2 separate regions of the Homo sapiens genome follow, and region 2 is linked to region 1. Evidence: read pairs that join two places in POLR2A ChIA-PET (ENCODE). Cell type or tissue: GM12878. All regions are shown on one strand. Each heading gives the region's core, and the rest is flanking DNA. Links, peaks and the distances in the headings are about the cores only. Region 1 overlaps RAD51 (RAD51 recombinase). Region 2 has its middle 4.1 kb from the start of RHOV.

Region 1 (5,376 bases), core at 91-5,090:
CTAATTTTTTGTATTTTTAGTAGAGACAAGGTTTTACCATGTTAGCCAGGATGGTCTCGGTCTCCTGACCTCAGGTGATCCACCTGCTTCGGCCTCCCAAAGTGCTGGGATTACAGGCGTTAGCCACTGCGCCTGGCCTCCGGCCCTCTACTTTTATATTGTTTAGATTTTTAATATAAGCATATAGTTGTTTTGTAATTTCAAAAAAAAATTCTCAAAGATAAGAAAGAAAATTTGGGCTGGGTGCAGTGGCTCACGCCTCCCAGCACTTTGGGAGGCCAAGGTGGGTGAATCACCTTAGGTCAGGAGTTAAAGACCAGCCTGACCAACGTGGAGAAACCCCATTTTTACTAAAAAATGCAAAATTAGCCGGGCGTGGTGGTGCATGCCTGAAATCCCAGCTACTTGGGAGGCTGAGGGAGGAGAATCCCTTGAACCCGGGAGGCAGAGGTTGTGGTGAGGCAAGATCATGCCATTGCACTCCAGCCTGGGCAACAAGAGCGAAACTCCGTCTCAGAAAAAAAAGAAAGAAAAAATTTGGTTCTCCTAGGCCTTTAACATAAAATGTTCTAAAGGATTTTCCTCATAATTTAAATGGGAATTATGACTCCAAAGTAGATTTCTAGAGTAGAAATTACCCTTTAGCATCATTCACTTAAACTTTGTAGAAAAATTCAAAGGTATCTGGTATGGAATGGGTAGTCTAAAGCAGAGATTTCCTTGAGTGGCTCATAAGACAGTTTTCATGGCATTTCATTTACTTCTCTTTTCTTTCCTTTTTGTTTTCTCTTTAAAATTCTTTCTACTTATTTTTCTGTTTTCTCCAATTGTTCATTTTAAACATCTTGTTTATACTATTGGAGTAAATATGTTTTTTTCTTCTTTCTTGCTCACACTCGAAATTTGCTATAGACACTCCGAGGGCATTGACTAGTCCCTTTAGTACCCCTAAAGAATGAACTGCTCAATAAAGTGAAGTATAAGTTTGATATAGACATGCTAAAATTAACTGGGCTTTGGATCATGGCCCATTATTGATTAAAGCTAAGGTAAATGGTCTTCCAAGTTTCTGTACTTTTGAATTGATCAGTCTTGTGTTGGTATGCAGTTCTAGAATTTTATTACTGGCCAGGTGTGGTGGCTCACGCCTGTAATCCCAGCACTTTAAGAGGCCGAGGCGGGCAGATCACTTGAGTCCAGGAGTTCAAGACCAGCCTGGGCAATGTGGCAAAACCCTATCTATAAAAAAATTTAATCGGGTGTGGTGGTGCACACCTATGGTCTCAGCTATTTGGGAGGTGAGATGGGAGGATCTCCAGAGCCCGGAAGGCAGAGGTTGCAGTGAGCCAAGATTGCACCACTGCACTCCAGCCTGGGCGGCGGAGTGAGACCCTGTCTCCAAAACAAAAAAAGGCCAGGTGCAGTGGCTCGTGCCTATAATCCCAACACTTTGGGAGGCCAAGGCAGGCAGATCACCTGAGGTCAGGAGTTCAAGACCAGCCTAGCCAACTTGGTGAAACCCTGTTTCTACTAAAAATACAAAAATTAGCTGGGCGTGGTGGCATGGACCTTTAATCTCAACAACTCAGGAGGCTGAGGCAGGAGAGTTGCTTGAACCCAGGAGGTGGAGGTTGCAGTGAACCGAGATAACGCCACTGCACTCCAGCCTGGGCAACAGTGAGACTATCGCAAGAAAAAAAAAAAAAAGAAGAAAAGAATTTTATTACCTACTTTGGGCTATATTTCTAAGCAGTCCAGTTCTGACAGGACTAGCTGTATGTACTGAGACACAATCAGCTTTACATATTTTTCTAGCTGTATTTCTATTAATATCAGAAGGGAATGCCTCCTTCCTACCACTGTCATTTTTAAATGTTTTTTTCCCTTTGCCTTGGAGGAATTATAAAGATGTCATGAGGAGCTTGGTCAGCTGTATCAGAAATACAATGTTCATTTCTACTGTTGTTTTTGTTCTCTATAGCTTCCCATTGACCGGGGTGGAGGTGAAGGAAAGGCCATGTACATTGACACTGAGGGTACCTTTAGGCCAGAACGGCTGCTGGCAGTGGCTGAGAGGTAGGTTACTGGTTTAGATAAGAGAGACTATGGCTACACTTATCAATGTAGTGATTGCCAGGGTTAGTTTGGCCGAAGAATGTCTCTTCTATAACCCCACGTCCCAAAGTTGTATGTGTGGTTCAAAAGAATGACTTCCTTAGTAGAAAAAGGCATTCTTTTTTTTTTTTTTCTTCAGATGGAGTCTCGCTCTTGTCACCCAGGCTAGAGTGCGGTGGCGTGATCTCAGGTCACTGCAACCTCTGCCTCCCGGGTTCAAGCAACTCTCCCACCTCAGCCTTCCTAGTAGCTGGGATTACAGGCGCACACCACCACACCCAGCTAATTTTTTGTATTTTTAGTAGAGATGGGGTTTCACCATATTGGCCAGGCTGGTCTCAGACTCCTGACCTCAGGTGATCCACCTGCCTTGACTTCCCAAAGTGCTGGGATTACAGGTGTGAGCCACCGCACCCGGCCAGAAAAAGGCATTCTTTAGAGTTGCTGTCAGACTGGATTTAAAAAAAAAAAATCCAACTATATGTTTTCTTCCAGAGAAACCCTTTAGAAAGTAAAAGAATGGAGAAAGATATTGCATGCAAATAGTAACCATAAGAGACACTGCGTGGCTATACTAATATCAGACAAAGTACACTTTAAGGCAGACACATTGGCTGGGCGCTGTGGCTCACGCCTGTAATCCCAACACTTTGGGAGGCTGAAGCGGGTGGATCACGAGGTCAGGAGATCGAAACCATCCTGGCTAACACAGTGAAACCTCGTCTCTATTAAAAATACAAAAAGTTAGCCGGGTGTGTTGGTGGGTGCCTGTAGTCCCAGCTACTCGGGAGGCTGAGGCAGGAGAATGGCCTGAACCCGGGAGGCGGAGCTTGCAGTGAGCCGAGATCGCGCCACTGCACTCCAGCCTGGGCGACAGAGCAAGAATCCGTCTCAAAAAAAAAAGACAAACACATTATATACAAAGAGGAACATTTTATAATTAAAAGGTCAGTTTGTCAGGAAGATATAACAGTTGTAAAGATACACACACGCCTAACAACAAAACCCCAAAATAACATGAAACAAAAACTGAATTAAAGGGGAAAATAGACAACTCATCAATAATAGTAAGGGACCAGTTTTTCATTTTCATTAATGGATACAGGCTTCAATATTTCACTCTCAATAATGAATATAACATGTATCAGAGGCCCTGCTAAAGGGCATCTGTGAAAAACCTACAGGTAGCATCATACTAAATGGTGCTCTGTTACCCAGGCTGGAATGCAGTGGTGCTATTTCGGCTCACTGCAACTTCCACCTCTTGGGTTCAAGTGACTCTCCTGCCTCAGCCAAAAATTAGCCTGGCTAATTTTTGTATTTTTAGAAGAGACAGGGTTTCTCCATGTTGGCCAGGCTGGTCTCAAACCTGACCTCAAGTGATCTGCCTGCCTTGGCCTCCCAAAAGTGCTGGGATTACAGGTGTGAGCCACTGCACCCGGCCTTAATGGTGAAATTCTGAATGCTTTTCCCCCTAAAGTCAGTAACAAGGCAAGGATGCCCACTTTCACTATTTACATTCAGCAATGTACCAAAGATTATAGACAGTGTAGTCAGACAAGCAGATGAAATAAACGGCATCCAGATTGGAATGGAAGAAGGAAAACTATTTGCTAATGACATGGTGCCATATGTAGAAAATCCTAAGGAATCCATCCACAAGAAAAACTAGAACTAAATAACTGTTCAGCAAAGTTGCAGAATACAATATCAATATACGAAAATCCATTGTATTTGTATATACTAGACAATAACAATTCAAAAGTAAAACTTGAAAAAAAAACTTCATTCACAGTAGCAAGAAAAAGAATAAAATACTTAGGAATAAATTTAACAAAAGAAATGTAAGATTTGTACAGCAAAAACTCTGAAACATTACTGAGAAAAATTGAAGATTTACATAAAGAGAAGCATTCCACATCATGGATGGGAAAACTCAAGATTACTAAAATGGCATTCTTGGCCAGGTACTGTGGTGCACACCTGTAATCCCAACACTTTGGGAGGCCAAGGTGGGCGGATCACCTGAGGTCAGGAGTTCGAGACCAGTCTGGCCAGCATGGCAAAACCCTGTCTCTACTAAAAATACAAAAATTAGCCAGGCATGGTGGCACACTGCCTGTAGTCTGAGCTACTTGGGAGGGTAAGGAAGGAGAATCACTTGAACCAGGGAGGCAGAAGTTGCAGTGACCTGAGATCGCGCCACTGCACTCCAGCCTGGGTGACAAAGCGAGACTCTATCTCAAGAAAAGGCAGTTCTCCTCAGATTTTATCTATAGATTCAACCCAATCCTTATCAAAATTCCAGCAAGCTTTTTTTGCAGAAATTTACAAAGTAATCATAATATTTATGGAACATAACGTGGAAATGCAAAGGACCCAGAATAGCCGAAATGTCTGGAAAAAAAAGAAAATTTGAGGTCTTAGACTTTTTGGTTTAAATTCTTATTATAAAGCTACAATAACCAAGACAATATGGTGATGGCATATGGATAAATATGGAGAGTTCGGAAATGAAACCTTTATGGTCACTTCATTTTTGACAAAGGTAACAGGCAATTTTTTTAAAATTTAAAATTTTTTACAAATACACGTGGTCTCGCTGTCTTGCCCTGGCTGGTCTCGAACTCCTGGCCTCAGGTGATCATCCCTACTCAGCCTCCCAAAGTGTTAGGATTACAGATGTGAGCCACTAAACCTGGCTGACAAGGCAATTTAATGAGGGAAAAAATGGTCTTTTCAATAAACAGTGCTGATGTAGATGAATTTCCAAATGCAAAATAACTTTAGACCCTTACTATATACCACACATAAAAATTAAAATAGATAACAGTGTGGTCATTCCTCAAAAAATTAAACACAGAATGACCATGTGATCCAGCAGTTCCATTTCCAGCTATATAAAGAATTGAAAACAGGAACTCAGATACTTGGACAGCGATGTTCATAGCAGCATTACTCACAATAGCTTTGGAAATAACCCAATGTCCATTGACAAATGAATAGATAAAATGTACATACACACAATGAAATATCATTTTAGCCTTAAAAGGAAGAAAACACATTTTTTTTCTTAGACCTAGTCCTGCAGATAAAAAGGTAGGAAATTCTGACACATGCTATTAACATCCACTAACCTTCAGGGCATTATGCTAAGTGAAATAATTTAGTCACAAAAGGACAAAAACTGAGGCCAGGCGTGGTGGCTTATGCCTGTAATCCCAGCACTTTGGGAGGCCGAGGCAGGTGGATCACCTTAGG
Region 2 (5,376 bases), core at 283-5,282, 160 kb after region 1:
CGCCACTGTACTCCAATCTGGGAGACGCAGCAAGACGCCATCTCAAAAAAAAAATAAAAATAAAAAAATAAAAAAGGCCGGGCGAGGTGGCTCACACCTGTAATCCCAGCTAATTTTTGTATTTTTAGTGGAGACGAGGTTTCACCATGTTGGCCAGGCTGGTCTTGAACTCTTGACCTCAGGTGATCCATCTGCCTCGGCCTCCCAAAGTGCTAGGATTACAGGTATGAGCCACCACGCCCAGGAGGCTTATCATATTTTCAAACTTTTTTCTTCTGACCTGTATCAGAAAGTTAGAATCATCGTAAAGGTCTGCACCCTTGTGGTCTCCAGTTGGGTAGGCTGAGGAGAAGGAGGAAAAGGAGTTGGTCTTGCTGCGTCAGGGGTGGCAGAGGTGGAGAAGGTGGAAGGGGAGGCAGGAAAGGCAGGCACACTTGGTATAACTTTTATCTATTTTTAGAGATGTGGTCTTGATCTGTTGCACAGTCTGGAGTGCAATGACGCGAGCATAGCTCACTGCAGCGTCCAAACTCCTGGCCTCAAGCAATCCCGCCCCAGCCTTCCAAGTAGCTGGGATTACAGGCATGCACCCCCAGGCCAGGCTACATTTTTTTAATTTTTTTTTTTTGTAGAGACAGTCTTGCTTTTTTGCCCAGGCTGGTCTTCAACTCCTGGCTTCAAGTGATCCTCAGGCCTCAGCCTCCCAAAGTGCTGGGATTAAAGGCATGACCCACCACACACGGCCCTCAGTGTAACTTTTATTGAAAAAATTCTGCCTAAAATGGACCTGTACAGTTCACACCCATGTTGTTCAAGGCTCAGCTGTATACAGATCATGAGAGAGGCAGAGAAACACAAGTGTGAATACAGCAGGCAGGAATGTACTGTACTCCTTTTCAGAGGAGAGCTTTCTCTAGACTCAGCCTGAAGGCAAGCTGTGAACACTTTCACTCCCCTCAGCTAAAGGAACTCAGGGTGCTGAGAAGCTAGCTGGGGAGGATCTTCAAGGACAATTTCCATTTGAATATTTTATAAATCTCCAAATACCTAATATTATCTCATCATCATCAAAAGCACATAATAATTACCTATCTGCAGATGCTGTTCTGGGCCACCCACTGCCCTTGCCCTAGAAGGAGTTTGCAGACTGAGACAATATCTCCCAGGTAGCCCTGGGAAGGTCACCTGGAGAGCAAGTGAAGAGTAGCCTGATGCTAATTTTGTCTCTTTATTGCAACCACACCAAGTGACACCAGGCCCAGAATCCTTTCTCTGATCTCTGACCCTTTCATCTCAGCCTATGCAAAGATCACAGAAAACACCGTCACCTTCAGGGAGTCAGCCATTCACGAGTTTTGGGAAAGGAGAATGTTGGGAGGGGGAGGGGCAGTGAATATTAAAAGAGATAATTCTATTTCTCCAAGAGCTGGTAGTATAAAAGCCATAAATCCGTCCAGGTGCGGTGGCTCACACCTGTAATCCCAGCACTTTGGGAGGCTGAGGTGGGTGGATCACTTGAGGTCAGGAGTTCGAGACCAGCCTGGCCAACATGGTGAAACCCCGTCTCTACTAAAAATACAAAAATTAGCCGGGCGTGGTGGTGGCGCCTGTAATCCCAGCTACTTGGGAGGCTGAGGCACAAGAATTGCTTGAACCTGGGAGGCAGAGGTTGCAAATGAGCCGAGATCGCGCCACTGCACTCCAGCCTGGGTGATAGAGCGAGACTCAGTCTAAAAAAAAAAAGCCATAAATCCAAACCAAATCTTTACATCTCTTAGAAAAAGTGACAGGTTCCCTGATTTTTCTTTTCTTTTTCTTTTTTTTTTTTTTGCCAGGGTCTCGCTCTGTGGCCCAGATCAACAGATTCAACCTCAGCTCACTGCAACCTTCACCTCCCAGGTTCAAGCGATTCTCCTGCCTCAGCCTCCCAAGTAGCTGGGACTACAGGTGCATGACACCATGCCTGGCTAATTTTTATATTTTTGGTAGAGACAGGGTTTCACCATTTTGGCCTGGCTGGTCTTGAACTCCTGAGCTTAAGCAATCCACCTTCCTTGGCCTCCCAAAGTGCTGAGATTTCTTGTTTTCTCTTTTTGAGCCCAAAGGAGAGGACTACAGCTAGAAAGATGACTTAATCATTAAAATCTCGACTATGGGGATGGGGAAATCGTAGGAGCCCCTGTAACCACTTCTACATGCCAATGTCTTCATCCTACATGCCATACCTCTGAATGTCTGGGGATGCTAATAATCCCTAATTGTAGCCCCAAGTCTCAAAAACTTCTCAGACACATCCACATAAGTTTATTCATCTAGCAAGTGAAAGAGGCCTTACCTGTTGTCCTGCCTTTGTATTCCTCTAGAAAGCCCAAAAGCTGTTGTATTTGCTCTCCTGGAAAAGGAGTGGCATTTTTTTTTTTTTTTTTTTTTTGAGACGGAGTCTCGCTCTGTCACCCAGGCCGGACTGCGGACTGCAGTGACGCAATCTCGGCTCACTGCAAGCTCCGCTTCCCGGGTTCACGCCATTCTCCTGCCTCAGCCTCCCGAGTAGCTGGGACTACAGGCGCCCGCCACCGCGCCCGGCTAATTTTTTTTTTGTATTTTTAGTAGAGACGGGGATTCACCTTGTTAGCCAGGATGGTCTCGATCTCCTGACCTCATGATCCACCCGCCTCGGCCTCCCAAAGTGCTGGGATTACAGGCGTGAGCCACCGCGCCCGGCCAGGAGTGGCATTTTAAAAGACCTGGACATCAGGAGACCTGTCCCAGTGTTCCCAGTTCTTCAGCTCACTAGCTGTGTGATGCCTACCAAATCACTTCATCTGTCTCAGTCCTATAAAATGACAGGTGAAGCATGTTTATCTCTGAAAGCCTTTCTGGTGCTAGCAATCTGTGATTCAGGGATCCCAGGGAAGCTGCCCCAGCCCAGGTGTCTGGGACAGAATTACTACACACGCGCGCACACACACACACACACACACACACACACACACACACACACACGCTCTTCTTTGCAGTGCTCTTGTTTTTTTACCTGGATTTTAATAATAGTTTAATTATAGCTGTAAATTTGAGGGTAATCCTGTTTCATCCTTTCTGCAGGCAGGAGGGGTGTAAATACACAAATTGGGGGAGATGTCTGCTTGGGCACAGGTAAAAGCCCTGATGTGGCCTGAGACAGGTCATTATTTTCTGGCCGCTTAGGTGGGGACACTTTCCAACCTAGGTCCCTCTGTCTGAGCTGGTTTAGGGGCAGTTTTGTCAGCAAGAGGGGGAGGGAGGAAACAACTTAAGGTGCTGATGAGTCACCTGTTTCTCAGAGAAGGACTTGCTGGGGAAGTTTGCAATTCTGGCTGCTACTGCTGGGAAACTCCCCTCCTAAGGGTAGGCTGGGTCTTATTCCTGCTGCCTGCCAGATCTTCTGCCCCAACTTCCAGCTAGACACACATTTGCTAGGATTAAAACTTGGCTCTGACATTCTCCATGGAGAAATAGCAGATTATAGGACTGGGGCAGGAAATATACAAGTCTATACCAATATAAATAAATAATTAAATACATAAATAAGTGAGACATGCCGGGCCTGGTGGCTCATTCCTTCAATCTCAGCACTTTGAGAGGCCAAGGCAGGAGGATTGCTTGAACCCAGGATTTCAAGACCAGCCTGGACAACATGGCAAAACCCAGTCTCAAAAAAAAAAAAAAAAATTAATGGGGCATGGTGGCATGCACCTGTAAGTCCCAGCTACTCAGGAGGCTGAGGTGGGAGGATCACCTGAGCCTGTGAGGTTGAGGCTGCAGTGAGCCACTGCACTCCAGCCTGTGTGACAGAGTGAGATTCTGCACCCCCTATCCCCCCACCGCAAAAAAAGGCAAAAAAAAAATAGTTTACTTAAAAAAAACCAAAAACTAAAAAACTCAACCATAGCCCTGACATTGAATCACGGCAGTAATATCTTGCCTCCAAAATGTCCATCACAGCTGTATATGGCTTTAGACTTGTAAAAGTGCTGCAGTCTGCCCTGTCTCATAAGAACCAAGTGACATGGCTTAGGAGAGGGGTGTGTCTGAGAAGGTGTGGCTGTGTGTGTGTGTGTGCGTGCGTGTGTCTATTCCCATTTTATCAGTGAGTATAGGGGACCTGCCCCAAGATGAAAGAAACTAGTAAGTGGCAGTCTGTTCCAGAATGAACAAGCCAACCACAGGTCCACCCTCAGGCGTGGTCAAGTTTTTTTTTTTTTTAAGATAGAGTCTGGCTCTGTCGGCCAGGCCACAGTGCAGTGGCAAGATCTTGGCTCACTACAACCTCTGCCTCCTAGTTCAAGCGATTCTCCTGCCTCAGCCTCCCAAGTAGCTAGGACTACAGGAGTGGACCACCACGCCCAGCTACTTTTTGTATTTTTAGTAGAGATGAGGTTTCACCATGTTGATCAGGCTGGTCTCGAACTGCTGACCTCAGGTGATCCACCTGCCTCGGCCTCCCAAAGTGCTGGGATTACAGGCATGAGCCACTGTGCCCAGCCAGTGTTGTCAAGTTTTATTAGGTATTTTTGTTAATTCCATATCTTAAGTTTACTGAAAACACTGGAATGCCTATAGCAAAACCTGGACAAGAATAAACCAAAAGAAACCAACCCCCTACCCTACCACCACAATTATTCCGCTGGCAAATAAGGGATTAACAAAAGAACACCACGGCCAGGCACGGTGGCTCACGTCTGTAATCCCAGCACTTTGGGAGGCTGAGGCAGGCAGATCACCTGAAGTCAGGAGTTCAAGAGCAGCCTGGCCAACATGGTGAAACCCTGTCTCTACTAAAAACACAAAAATTAGCTGGGCATGGTTGCATGCACCTGTAATCCCAGCTACTCCGGCAGCTGATGTAGGGAGAATTGCTTGAACCTGGGAGGCGGAGGTTACAGTGAGCTGAGATCACGCCACTGCACTCCAGCCTAGGAGACAGAGCGAGACTCCATCTCAAAAAAATTAAAAACAAAAACGAAAGAACACCAGTGGTGGGGAAAAGTTATTCCAAGGGCTCCATCCAGAGAGAGGTTGTTTTTGAGTGAATGCACTCTCATTGTCTTTTTCTGTTTCTTCTGCATACTCCAGTCCAAGACCCCCAAAATCAGGCCTGCTGCTTAGGATGAGCTCAGAGACTGAGATGGGCAGGTCAGAAAGCTTTGAAATAAAAACAGAATTCAAGAAAAAGAATTTTATATTTAACACTTGCTTACCAACATACTGATAATAATTATATATTATATATAACTTAATATATAATTATATATTATAATATAGTTATATGATACAATAATAATAATACAATAACTTGACTACCCACTTTCTGAGCTTTCAGTGGAAATTGGGCCACCA

Evidence for each region. ChIA-PET counts read pairs that join two places held together with the same protein. Peaks named below come from ENCODE experiments on the same cell type or tissue, not always from the same donor. Only the 100,000 strongest peaks of a DNase experiment are listed, where the experiment ranks them.
Region 2: POLR2A ChIA-PET joins it to region 1 with 5 read pairs; 7 of 35 experiments call an interaction of 5 or more read pairs at or near these places.

What each region holds. Positions count from the first base shown.
Region 1 is chr15:40,716,824-40,722,199 of GRCh38, forward strand. RAD51 (RAD51 recombinase) reads left to right here. Exons shown (of 10, transcript NM_002875.5): 6 at 1,982-2,076. Among named protein-coding and RNA genes, the nearest start is that of RAD51, 24 kb to the left of the region's middle. In GM12878, for the core only: no CTCF peak of the experiment used is centred there; no DNase peak of the experiment used is centred there.
Region 2 is chr15:40,875,682-40,881,057 of GRCh38, forward strand. No RefSeq gene overlaps it. Among named protein-coding and RNA genes, the nearest start is that of RHOV, 4.1 kb to the left of the region's middle. In GM12878, for the core only: no CTCF peak of the experiment used is centred there; no DNase peak of the experiment used is centred there; H3K27ac peaks cover 808 bases.